2 separate regions of the Homo sapiens genome follow, and region 2 is linked to region 1. Evidence: chromatin contacts called from ENCODE Hi-C or POLR2A ChIA-PET data. All regions are on one chromosome and are shown on one strand. Each heading gives the region's core, a stretch centred on a gene start or an enhancer-like site at or near the end of the contact. The rest is flanking DNA. Distances are from core to core; before and after follow the strand shown. Region 1 holds the start of SLC26A8 (solute carrier family 26 member 8). Region 2 holds the start of RAB44 (RAB44, member RAS oncogene family).

Region 1 (6,250 bases), core at 1,691-4,190:
ACCGGGGAAGGAAGAGAGAAGCTGGCAGCACACGCCTCGCGCGCCTCACCGTGGCCGGCGGGGCAAATACCTGGCTCTGTGGTGGAAAACGACACTGACAAATAGCGTGTCGGGGAAAGAGTCAAAAGATCTTTAACTGCGAGTAGTTACCAGCAGCAGAGCACCTGCTCACCTGAACCCCCAAATTCCAAAAAACACTTGCATAAAAAAGAGACAAGTGGCCGGGCGTGGTGGCTCACGCCTGTAATCCCAGCACTTTGGGAGGCCGAGGCGGGCGGATCACCTGAGGTCGGGAGTTCGAGACCAGCCTGACCAACATGGAGAAACCCCGTCTCTACTAAAAATGCAAAATTAACCGGGCGTAGTGGCGCGCACCTGGAGTCTTAGCTATTCGGGAGGCTGAGGCAGGAGAATCGCTTGAACCCGGGAGGCGGAGTTGCGGTGAGCCGAGATCGTGCCATTACACTCCAGCCTGGGCAACAAGAGCGAAACTCCGTCTCAAAAGAAAGAAAGAAAGAAAGAGACAGGTTCCGGCCAGAAGGCTGTTGCATTCCCATCTGCTCAAGGACATATGGGTTACTCTTTGAGATGCTGACGAAATATGTCCCAAAGGCAAATGTTAACCCTGCATCAAAGCTGAGGCTTTCCAGGGGCTGGGCTCAGTGGCTCACACCTGTTATCCCAGCACTTTGGGAGGCCGAGGCGGGTGGATCACGAGGTCAAGCGATAGAGACCATCCTGGCCAACATGGTGAAACCTCGTCTCTACTAAAAAAAATACAAAAATTAGCTGGGCGTGGTGGCACGACCCTGTAGTCCCAGCTTCTCGGGAGGCTGAGGCAGGAGAATTGCATGAATCCAGGAGGCGGAGGTTGCAGTGAGCTAAAATCGCGCCACTGCACTCCAGCCTGGCGTCAGAGGGAGACTCCGTCTCAAAAACAAAAACAAAAACAAAAACAAACCGAAGCTTTACATTAAAACTCTCCCAGTTAAACTTACATGCAGAAAAATCACCCTGGGAGTTTAAGATGCAAGTTCCCAGAACTCACAGGGAGTCTAATTGGGTAGGTCAGAGGAGGTCTTGATCAAGAGCATGCATTTTTATAATACATCTTAGGTGATTCTGATTCAGGAAAGTCTCTGATATCTCCCTTTGAGAAGCATTTAAAAAACCGTTACACTGAAGATTTGAAACTGACTCCTATCCTGAAGAGCCATCAGTGAAGAGGATTTTAAGCATTTAACTCAGGCCTCTTCGAGTAAGGAGAATAGGGCAGGAGTCTCATCGAATTTAGGCAAGTCAACTGACCTTTCCTGAACCTCAGTTCCAGCTTCTACGAGAGAATTCCTGCCCTGCATTCCCGACTAACAGAGTCATTTGTAAAAACCAAACAAGATAAATGTGAATGGGCAAGGCATTCTAACCCCATGCCTACATCCATTATCAACCTATGCCTATGCTAAAGCTTGTTACAATGAGCAGAAGAATCAGATCCTGTCTCATTCTCTTAGTTTCTTGTATTAGAAATAACTAGATCCAAGCCAGGACATTTCTCAACATTTCCCGTGATTATTCTATTTTGTGTCATACACACCTTGGAGGGCTCAGACTTTGCATATCTTGTCCCAACATCTAGCACAATGTCTAGAACATAAAACATGTGTCATAAATATTTGTTGAAAAAATTATGAACAGTGACCATGATTTCAAGTGGTACAGTATCCTCAGTCCTCTTCAAGGAAAGCAATATAAAACCAAAAAACAGATAGTCATGGGTGATTCATGGAAAGCTGTTTTGGATCCAATGTAGCTTAGGCTGGAATTCTCTTATCTACAAAAACATGTTGCTTGAGAATGTTCCAAACTAGGGAGGATAGGAAGCTTTCTAAGAAGTAATGGAGGGTGAAGGGGAAGTAAGAGCAAAAACATGATTGTGAAGACATGAGGGATGGGGTTGGGGGGATCAAGGGAATGAGGGAATGGTTACAAAGGGTGAGGAGGAAGCTTGGAAGTAGGAATCCTCAGAAATGCACATTTTTATCCTACAAATTGGGATGATGAGGTGAGGGTGAATGAAAGGGTAAAGATAAAGTAAGCAGTATATTCATACACTCATTCAACCAATGTGTATTAAATGCCTACTAGGTGTCAAACACTTGCAGTTTAAAAGTGATTAAAAACTACAGTTGCTGCCGGTGTGGAGCTTACAATCAATGGGAGGGCAATCATTCAACAAAAATTAATTGAATACTTCCTATGTCCACCACACTGCTGTAGGCACTGATAATAAAACAGTTAATGAAAGGGATAAAAGTCCTTGCCCTCATAGGGGTAAGATGATTTACAAAAAGGAATACATAAAGTGCATTATAAGGTAGACATTAACACAGTCATCAAACAAACAAGTGTAAAACTGTAACTGGGCCAAGCAGGAATACAAGGTGGAGTGAGAGACAGTGCTAGGGACAGGGATAGGGTGGGAGGAGGGTAAAGGGAGTGAGTGCAGATGGCATGTCTGCATCCAGAGCAGATCTGGGCAGGAGGGTGTCATTCAGTGGGGAGAGCCGGGTTTGTGGGGCAGACAGCCTATGGTTGGAGACCTGGGTGACCCTCCTAGCCTCCATTTCTTTTTACCTCTTCTGACCTGAGGAAGGCTTAAGTCTTCCGGAGACGTTAGTGAATTACCGTCTGTGCAGTACACATGTGACACATGTGCACTGCTGTATGTTCAGGACACGAGGCCTGGCACCAAATAGGCCCTCGATCAAGAATAGCAAAACCTCGGAGAGAGAAGGAGCCTTGGTATACAGGTTTACCAAATACCAAGGGGATCCCACGACTCAGGTATGAGGAGGGCGACCCAGGTACCACTTTCCTGGCTCCCTAGCCCAGCTGCTCATGCTCCTCTTCCTCGTCCCCTCCCCCACTCTCATCTCCTCAGCCCGCCCGGAACGCCCGCGGGCTAGGCCACAACGGCTCGGGAACCGCCGCCGGTATCCGCGTCCGCAGCGCCGCCAGCCAGGCGAGAGCCGTGTGGGATCCCAGCGCCCGCACTCCCGCCCCCGCCAAGGAGCCAGGTGAGCCGCTGCTGGGAGACGCCTGGGCGCCGGGGGCTGCAGGTCCCAGGGCGGGGGCTGCGTCCGTCACCGGCAGGTACCCAGGTATGCCGCAGAGCCAGGCACGCCGTGGGCACTCAGTCAGTATCTGTGGAATGAATGAATGATGGTCGTCCCTGGGAGCTTATCTCTGAGGTATTGTCTCTACTTTCAAAGGCCGTGTGGATGGCAATGACAAGAGACAACAGTGTGTGCGTTTTGCAAGCTGCATCCTTTCAAATTCTCCTGTCTATATTGTCAAAAGCCCCAGAACTGACGTGCTACCTGCACCCCACCGCCTACCCCATCCATTTCCTCCTGAGGCCTGACTGCCCGGCCGTTCCTCTTCCTTTCAGACCCCACTGCTTTTGTTAATTTTGTTCCCTGTGACTGAATCCCCACCCCCACCTCCTTGCCCCTTTCTTTTCATGTCAAATGCCGTTGATGTGTCAGGGGCCCCGTGAAGCCTTCTCCAGCACCCCCACCCCAATAATGAGCATCTCTCCAACACACCATGTTACTCTATCCACATTGCATGGAAGGTGGTTGTCCTATGTTTATGTGTCCAATGGTCATCCGCTTAAGGACTGTCATCTTACTAGTCATCCCTAGCCACTAGCCAGAGTGACTAAAGGATCTAAAGGCCAGGCTCTTTGCTTATACCTTTTCTGTATTCCCAATACATTCTCCATAAAAACCTAGGTAGTAACAGGTGTAGGGTTGTTTCTGATGGAATTACAAATGCTTATTTTGAAAATTCGGAAGTAAATTTTGCCTTTCCGTGATTATAGAAAACATAAGAAAGTTAACAATATCAGGGGGAAGATATTCCTGCAACTAAACTAGCTTTCAAGATTTCATATTATTTGGGTCAATAGCTAAAAAATTGGATTGTATTTAAACTTTTTATTCTTGACTTTTTTTTTTTTTTTTTTTTTTGAGACAGAGTCTTGCTCTGTCGCCCAGGCTGGAATGCAGTGGTTTGATCTCGGTTCACTGCAACCTCTGCCTCCTAGGTTCAAGCGATTCTCCTGCCTCACCCTCCTGAGTAGCCAGGACTACAGGCACGCCATCATGCTCGGCTAATTTTTGTATTTTTATTAGAGACGGGGTTTCACCATGTTGGCCAGGCTGGTCTTGAACTCCTGACCTCAGCTGATCCAACCGCCTTGGCCTTCCAAAGTGCTGGGATTACAGGCATGAGCCACTGAGCCATGTCTGGCCTATTCTTTACTTTTAAAGCACTCTGAACACAGATAATGTAAATAATTAGATAAATGGATGGATGGATGGATGGATGGATGGATGGATGGATGGATGGATAAGGGTACTATGGAGGGTGAAAGAGCTAGGCCAAAAGTGCTTGTATTTTAACAGGGCCCCCAAATTTAGCACTGAAAGGCTCATGAAAGATAATCCACTATATTTATAGTGGTAGTCATACTTTAATTTTTATCAGAATCACCTGGACAGCTTCTTTGCTTTTTTTCTACCTAGCAAGACCTACTGAATCAGAATCTCTGGGGGCCCAGCAGTCTGGACAGCTTCTTAAAACAGACTGATGGCCCCCAGAGTTTCTGATTCAGTAGGTCTTGCTAAGTGGGGCCTACTCAACAGTAGGAGTTTCTGGTCATTGCATCTTCTTGGGAAGTGTCCTGCTAGTACATGAAAATGAGCCACTAGGATTTCTATGAAATCAAGAAAGACATAATGGAGCTGGAGAAATTCCAAAGAAAATTACTTAAAAAAAATAATAAGGAAACCATGCGTTTACCCTTGCTGCTGTTAGCCAGACATTTGATGGAGTTCCTTAAAGACAACTTTCCACCTGCTCCTCCTAGCCATCCTCACTGTGGTCGTAGGAGTTTATGACTTGATAACATCTCCTAGACTAATATTAATGGTCTCCAATTGGCTGTTTTGCCTCAGTCTCTCCTATCTCCACTGTCCAACAACTTTTTGTGATGATGGAAATTTTTTATATCTGCATATCTGCACTGTCCAGTAAGGTAACCACTAGCCATATGTGGCTGTTGAGCACTTGAAATCTAGCTAGTATAATTGAGGATCTGAATTTTTTATTTTAAGTTTAAATAGCCACATGTAGCCAGTGGCTACCATACTGGACAACTCAGCTCTAGAACATAACACTGGCACATTTCATCTTCCCAAAATGCATCTCTGTGCGTATTACTACTTCTGCTGAAAGACTTTAAATAGGCCAGGCGCAGTGGCTCACGCCTGTAATCCCAGCAATTTGGGAGGCCGAGGCGGGAGGATCACCTGAGGTAGGGAATTCAAGACCAGCCTGGCCAACATGGCGAAACCCTGTCTCCACCAAAAATACAAAAATTAGCCAGATGTGGTGGCACATGCCTGTAATCCCAGCTACTCAGGAGGCAAGGCAGGAGAATCGCTTGAACCTGGGAGGTGGAGGTTGCAGTGAGCTAAGATCGCGCCACTGAACTCCAGCCTGGGTGACAGAGCTGTACTCCATCTCCAAAAAAATAAAAAATAGGCCGGGCGCGGTGGCTCACGCGTGTAATCCCAGCACTTTGGGAGGCCGAGGGAGGCAGATCACGAGGTCAGGAGATCAAGACCATCCTGGCTAACACCGTGAAACCCTGTGAGCTGAGATCACGCCACTGCACTCCAGCCTGGGCGACAGAGCGAGACTCTATATCAAAAAATAAAATAAAATAATATACATATATATTTATATGTATACGTAAACATATGTAAAGTAATTGACAACATTTAAAAGCCAGAAGATTCCACATAAAAATCTGGCATTATGGCTTCTCCTGGAAAAGATCAGATCTAAGCCATTCCGGGCCCCACATTGACCGATGGCAAAAATGGCTAGAGCTAAGCAGCTTCTGCTGCCTTTGCCAGCCCCACTGTTCCCACCACTCCTTGACGGTCATATTTTGCCTATTTTACACCAATCCTCCTTTAATGTCACTTTCAGAACAAAATGCTGGGTTCTAGACTCTCGATGTGACCCAGGATATCAGTTTTGTCATTAGCAGACTAATTAGGCTTGTTTAGGTTGCTGGGAACAAAGAGACTACTCATGGAAGTACATTGGACAATTATACGGGGAAAGTAAGGAAGATTGGGTCTGTATTCCTATGGGTGGGGAAAGAAAGGTG
Region 2 (7,045 bases), core at 2,221-4,720, 670 kb before region 1:
CTCTATCAAAAACAAAAAATTAGCCAGGCATGGTGGCGTGTGCTTGAAGTTCTAGCTATTAGGGAGATTGAGGTGGGACAATCACTTGAACCCAAGAGGCAGAGGTTGCAGTGAGCCAAGATTGCACCACTGCACTCTAGCCTAGGCAACAGAGTGAGACACTGTCTCAGAAAAAAAGTCTTTCTAATAAAAAGCAGGGAGGCAAAAAAGCCAAGAATGAGGAATAAGATTCTACGGGTTAGAATAGGGAAGTCCCCATGCTAATCTAACTGGCCTTCACGCGGTATCTCTCACCCCTAATTCATCCCATGTTGCTCCATGGAAACAGTGACCACATAGATACCCCTTCTTGGGCCTAGAGGCCTTCCACACCTAGAAAGACACCATCTATCTCCATTCCCCATCCCCCCTAAGAGGGGAGCCCCCTCCCTCCATGGGCCTATGACCCTTCTTCAGTGGCTAATGGGGTTTGGCCTGGCAGTTCCAGCCTTGCAGGTTACACTCAAAGAAAGACTCCCTGTAGCATAGAAGGGGATTAATAAACAAAACAACAACAACAAAATAAGCTGGGCGTGGTGGCCTGTAATCCCAGTACTTTGGGAGGCTGAGGCGAGAGGATCACTTGAGCCCAGGAGTTCAGGACCAGCCTGGGCAACATAGCGAGACCCTGTCTCTACAAAATAAAATAAAACTAGCTGGGCATGGTGGGGTGCCTGTAGTCCTAGCTACTTGGGAGGCTGAGATGGGAGGATCACTTGAGCCCAGGAGGTCAAAACTGCAGTGAGCTATGATTCACCACTGCACTCCAGCCTGGGCGACAGAGTGAGATTCTGTCTCAAAAAAATAAAAAAGTAAAATTAAAAGAAAGACTCACTGAGCCTCAGAACTATGAGGGTCAGTCCCACTCTCGTGACCTGGAGATGCAGAAAAGGAGGCTCACAAGAGAAAGTGACTTCCAGTCCCATTGCTGTGAAGTCAGACAGACCTCTGCTTCTCCCAGCTCTGCTGCCCATGGGCTGTGCAACCTTAGGGAAGTCAATCAGCATCTCTGTGCCTGAGTTTCCTCACTGGAAACTTAGGACTAATATCTCTCCCACGGGGATGCTGCGAGGATTAAGCAAGATAATTAAAGTTGAAACATCAGTTCCCATTCCCCAGCATGGCCCACCTCCCTTTCCAGCTTCACTTTCTCTTAGCACTTGTCACCTTCCCAGAATAGAGAGCCTTTTGCTCGTTTTTGTTGTAAATTTTCCTTCTCCTCATGCTGAAATAGAGGCCTCACGTGAGTAGGGAGATGACCATTCTGTTCACTGTTCTATCCCAAGAGCCTAGAACAGCGCTTGGCACACAGTTGGTACTCTGCAAATATTTGCTGAATATATGATCCACATAAAGCCACTTAGGAGTGCGCTTGGTATCAGTGACTACCAGGTAAAGGTAGCAATGACAACAGTGGTGATGATATTGATAAAGGTGAATTCTATTTGAGGCACATAAAAGCCAGGTTCCATGCAGATACAATTGATCCCATTTGACAGATGAGGAAACTGAGGGAGGTTCCAAGAGGCAGAGTGACCTGCCCCAGCCATGATGTCAGTGGTAGAACTACACCAGACTCTGCTCTTCTGGTTGGTCATGGGATGGACTTCCCCAAGGCTACAGAGGTGGCTCTTCCCTGGGCAGAAGGCCCCTCTGGGGATGACAAACACCCAGTGGAGTAGCCCTGAGTGGGACAAGGGCTTTGGAACGGGGTGGGCGTTGACAGGCTTGGCTCCTGTGGTGACGCCCAATGTCTCATGTACTTCCGGCAATGGAGCTAACACGGCCAAGGGAGCAAGATAAGATTCCCTGTGCAGAAGCCTCCAGAAGCAAAGTCCACTGTGATGTGAGTGTCACATCGCAGCCTGCCGGGCTCCCACAGGTGTAGGATGTTAGAATCCTGGAAGAAATTCCCTGCAGCCACATCCTAGGACATGTGGCATTCCTGACTTTCCTTTCTGGGAGTTCCTAGCCAAGCTACACCTCCACAGCCCATTTCCAGCAGTCCCCTGGCATTTTTTAAGAAAATAGCACCTTCCAGACACCTCGCCTGCCCCACCTCAGCATCTGCCCTCTCTGCCAGTCAATCCTTCTCTCCCAGGAGGGGTACTCAGCCACCCGCTCCTTGCCTGACAGGTGGCCTGGGGCAGGAAGGCAGCAGGTGCCCTCCAGCCATCGCCACCTCAAAATCAGTCACTTGTCACCATCAGGTGGGATGGTGCACTCACCCCTCGTGCCTTCACATTCAGATCCCTGACAGCACCCCCACGGCCTGACAGCACAACCTAAAAACAGTCTGTGTCCCTTCTAGGCCAGGCCTGGTCCCTCAGAGACAGCAAGGACATCCTTCAGTCAATCCACAAATGTACACGTGCAAACGTGCACGCACACACACCCTCCTTGGCCATCATCCTCACCCTCCAATCCCTCACCATCAGCCTCTCAGTCAGACACAGCACCCCTCACGGCCATTCCATCATTCCATTCTGCATGTGCAAATGCCGTCGCCCAGCACACACATCCCTCCGAGTCAGCTGGCAGGGCCACCCTGCCAGCGCCCTTCTCCTCCACCACTTTCCCCTTAGTGCATCCTCATGCCTCACGTCCTTAAGAGTGGGGGACCCCTTCATGGCTAGGACACACATATAGCCCCTCAGCATGACCACCTCTCCCCACATCCCTCACCTAAGAAATCGCATAAAACTTGAAGCCAAACATGAGAGCAAATGAATCCCACTCCCAAGCACCTGCGGGAATCCACTACCACCGTGGTATTCTGTTAGGCAGCAGGCACCACAGGCTGCCCACCAGGAAGTGGAAGCCAGAGAAGAAGAGTGGGGTGGGGCAGCAGGCAGCAGCAGATTACAACCTGGCATGGGCCCTGCCTGGGGCCTCCGGGTATCCATCACTGTCTCACCAAAGGGCGCTCAGAACTGGGTCTGCTCTCCACTTGGCTGGCTTCAATAGCTGTAAATAATAGCCACAGTCGCTAAACCCCAGTGGTCCAAGTCAGTGGGCCTGAGAGACCACCTAGTGTCTTGTTCCAGTCTACTTATCCTCACTCCTCCTCTCCTAACTAACAGAGAAACTGAGGCTCTGAGAAACCAGGTGACTTGCCCTAGGTCACACAGCCATTTACGGGTAGTGATGTACCCCAGCCTCTTGCCCAAGTGCTTTCCCATCCCCTCCCTTAGACCATGCAGAGAGCTCCAAATGCAGGAGAAAAGAGGGCTCTGCCTTTTGCACCCTTGACATAGAAGTTAAACAGGGACCCCAGCTCCCTCCCCCATCCTCATCCTTCCAAAGAAAAAGAAGCATTGCAACCTTGGGATGGCTCCTACCTCTCAAAGGCTCCCAGTGGAACACACAGCCCTGGGCTCTGGGACCTGGTGGTAGGGTGACTGCTGCCCTGCGGAGCCCACGAGCTCTAGAACTGTTAACAGTCTTGTCTTGCTTAATCTCCCTTTCCGTTCCCCAGCGAGCCAATCTCCTGTGCTCATCTACAGGACTTCCTGTGGAAGCGACCACTGGCGGCCCTTTCACAATTTTGCCTGGCACCCCCAGGCATCCCTGCCCTGATTGGTGTCTTGAAGTGGAGAATGCTGGAGCTGGCAGGGAGGCCCTCCTAAGCAGAGGCTCCAAAGAGTGAGATGGACTGCTCAAGATCACCCAGCCCTTAGTGGCACAGCCAGGACTGGGCCTCAGTCTCTGGTTGCCAAGGCAATGCCTTATCCCAGACAGCAGCAGGTTGATGGGCACAGCCGTGGCTGAAGCTAAGTGTATGGGATGCCCCGGGAGAACTGCCCATCCTGCCTCACTTCAGGCCCTCACTCTCAGACAGTGTCTTTGAGCCTCAGGGGAGGCTTTATATCTAAACCACCTTTTAGGGAACAATCTAGTCTGATACCAAAATACACTGTAGAGCTACAACCATCAGAACAGTGTGGAATTGGAGCATGACTATAGACAGATGAATCAGTGGAACAGAATAATGAAATAGACTCAAATATTTGTGGGACAGGAATAGACTCAAATATTTGTGGGGATTTAGTGTATCATAAAGGCACCACTTCAAATCATTGGAGAAGAGATGGTTTATTCAATAAACTATGTTGGGAGAATGGGCTAGGTATCTGCAAAAAACAAAGAGCTCTAACTCTAAAAGCATTCCAGATGGATAAAAGACATAAGCATTTTAAAAATCAAAATCACATAATTATATGTTGTTTGGGATTTACTTCAAAATTATTGAAGAGTGTGGAGAATAGGTAGGACATAGATGAAACAAGACTGGCTCTGGACCTGTTCTGATCCCTGCTGGAGTTAATGAGGGTACTGCAGGCTCATTATGTTCTTCTGCTTTTCTGTATGTTTGAACAAATGCCATAAGAAATCATGGCATAGTTCATTTGCCATGGTTGCAGAAGAAGGAAGGAAAGAAAAGGAAGGAAGGAGGGAAGGAAGGGAGGGAGGGAGGGAGGGAGGAAGGAAGGAAGAAGGAAGAGAGAGAAAGAGAAAGAGAAAGAAGAGAGAGAAAGAAAGAGAGAGAAAGAGAAGAAAGAAAAAAGAAAGAAAGAAGAAAGAAACTAAGAAAGAAAGAAAGAAAGAGAAAGAAAGAAAGAAAGAAAGAAAGAAAGAAAGAAAGAAAGAAAGAAAGAAAGAAAGAAAGAAAAAAAGAGGAAGGAAGGAAGGAAAGATAGATCTGTCATGGGATAGGCTGGGTGTGGTGGCTCATGCCTGTAATCCCAGCACTCTGAGAGGCTGAGGCAGGAGGATCGCCTGAGCCCAGGAATTCAAGACCAGTCTGGACAACATAGTGAGACCCCGTCTCCATTAAAAAATAATAATAATAAAGAAGGAGAAGAAGAAGGAGGAGGAGGAGGAAGAAGAAGAAGAAGAAGAGAAAGAAGAAAAAAAGGAAGAAAGAGATCATGGGATAATTTTTAAATAATCTTGGATTAGGCAAGGCCTTTCCAGATATATCACAAAGCATTAGAAGCCACAAAAGAAAATATTGAGCCATTCAACCATACGGAAACTTTTTAAAAATAAATAAAACTGAATGGCAAAAAAAGGTCACCACTGATAAGTCAAAAGGCAAACTCTGAAAAAATACTTACGTATCATAGAAAATAAGTTAATTTCCTCCCTCTGTAAAGAACTCCTGCAGATCAATGAAAGACCAATAATGCATTAGAGAAATTGGCACCATATGTGAATAAACAATTCATGGAAAAATAAATATCAATGGATTTAAACATATGAAAAATATTTATAAAAGTAAACATTTCTGTTTATAAAAATATAATAAGAGAAATAAAAGATAAAACTACGTACCATCACAAAGAAGATGAGGGTAAAAATAAAAAATAAAACTACACCGAGACATCATTTTCAGCTATTCAATTAGTAAGATCCAAAAAGTGATATATTATGTCATAAAGGATGTAGGAAACACATTCACACATTATTGGCAGGAATATAAACTGGTACAACTTTTATGAAAAGAAGTGTATAATATCTGTCAACATTTAAAATGCAAAAATCTTTCTACCCAGCAATTTCACTTTCAGTCATTGATTCCACAGATGATATACAATATGACAGTATGGAAGGATACTCATTACAGTATTGTCTGTGGTAGCAAAGGATTGGAAATGATCTAAATTTCCATCAGTAGGGAGCTGGTTAAATGAGCTCTGATACATCCGAACATTGGCATACTCTGCACCGTGAAGAAAATGAGAAAGATCCAGGTGGAGTGATATGGAATGACCTTCAAGATATTGTGTCATATGAAAAAAGTAAGGTGCAGAACAGTGAGGATAGTGTGCTTTTTATGAAGAAAAAAGTGTATGTGTGTGTATGAAATATATGCAATAGATAAGGGCCGTGATATAGTTAAGTTTTATGTCCTCACCCAAATCTCATCTTGAATTATACTCCCTATGTGTCAAAGGAAGGAAGTGATTGGATTATGGGGGCAGTTTCCCCCATGCTGTTCTCGTAACAGTGAGTGAATTCTCAAGAGAGCTGATGGTTTTATAAATGGCAGTTTTTCCTGTGCTTATATACTTTCCTCCCCTGCTGCCATGTGAAGAAGGTCCTTGCTTCCCCTCACCTTCCGCCATGATTGTAAGTCTCCTGAGGCCTCCCCAGCCATATGGAACTGTGAGTCAATTAAATCTCTTTCCTTTGTAAATTACCCAGTTTCCGGTATTTCTCTATAGCAGTGTGAAAATGGACTAATACAGGCCAGGTGAGGTGGCTCACACCTGTAATCCTAGCACTTTTGGAGGCTGAGACAGGCAGATTGCTTGAGCCCAGGAGTTAAAGACCAGCCTGGGCAACAAGGTGAAACCTTGTCTCTATAAAAAATAAACAAAATTAGCCAGGCGTGGTGGCGCATGTCTGTAGTACCAGCTACTCGGGAAGCTAAGGTGGGAGGATCGCCTGAGCCCTGGAGGTCAAGGCTGCAGTGAGCCGTGATTGTACCACTGCACTCCAGCCTGGGCGGCAGAATGAGGCCCTGTCTCAAAAAAAGAAAAAAATAGATAAGCACACACATTCATATATGATTGTAAATGCATAGAACATTTCTGACAGGATATACAAGAAACTAGTCAGATTTGGGCTGGATAGAAGTGTTGGGATGGAGGAGGGGGCAGATTTATGTTTCACTGTTTACTTTTAATGTATTTTATGTTGTGTACTATCTGTATACATTACCTATTCAAAAAGAAACTTAACAATAGTATGTACATATACAAAGAGAGACTGATGAAGGAAACATGGTAAAATGTTAACATTTAGGAACAATGGTAAAGGGTATATGGGGATTATTTTACTATATTTGCAACTTCTCTGGATGTATAAGATTATTTCAAAACAAAAAGTTTTAAAAATTATTAAATTTAATTTCTAAATAAATGAATATTCTCACAACCAACTATCTGAGGAAATTGATACTCAGAGAGTTTCTGAGGCTTTATTGAACTAAATAAGG

What was found. A loop is a pair of places that touch in the nucleus more often than their neighbours do. ChIA-PET counts read pairs that join two places held with the same protein, here RNA polymerase II (POLR2A). Pooled maps may share reads with other maps.
Region 2: a map with no recorded cell type shows a loop between it and region 1 (2.3-fold over the local background). The contact joins the promoter of RAB44 here to the promoter of SLC26A8 in region 1. A Hi-C loop is called at or near these places in 3 of 168 maps with a recorded cell type or tissue (CD8-positive, alpha-beta T cell, naive thymus-derived CD4-positive, alpha-beta T cell and sciatic nerve), 3 of 37 single-sample maps with no recorded cell type and 16 of 50 pooled maps. POLR2A ChIA-PET finds 5 or more read pairs at or near these places in 2 of 52 experiments (IMR-90 and MCF 10A).

What each region holds. Positions count from the first base shown.
Region 1 is chr6:36,021,331-36,027,580 of GRCh38, reverse strand. It overlaps SLC26A8 (solute carrier family 26 member 8), which reads left to right and starts at 2,940. Exons shown (of 20, transcript NM_052961.4): 1 at 2,940-3,077. RefSeq lists enhancers at 1-162, 2,494-2,993, 2,994-3,495.
Region 2 is chr6:36,694,251-36,701,295 of GRCh38, reverse strand. RAB44 (RAB44, member RAS oncogene family) reads right to left here and starts at 3,470. Exons shown (of 14, transcript NM_001257357.2): 1 at 3,381-3,470.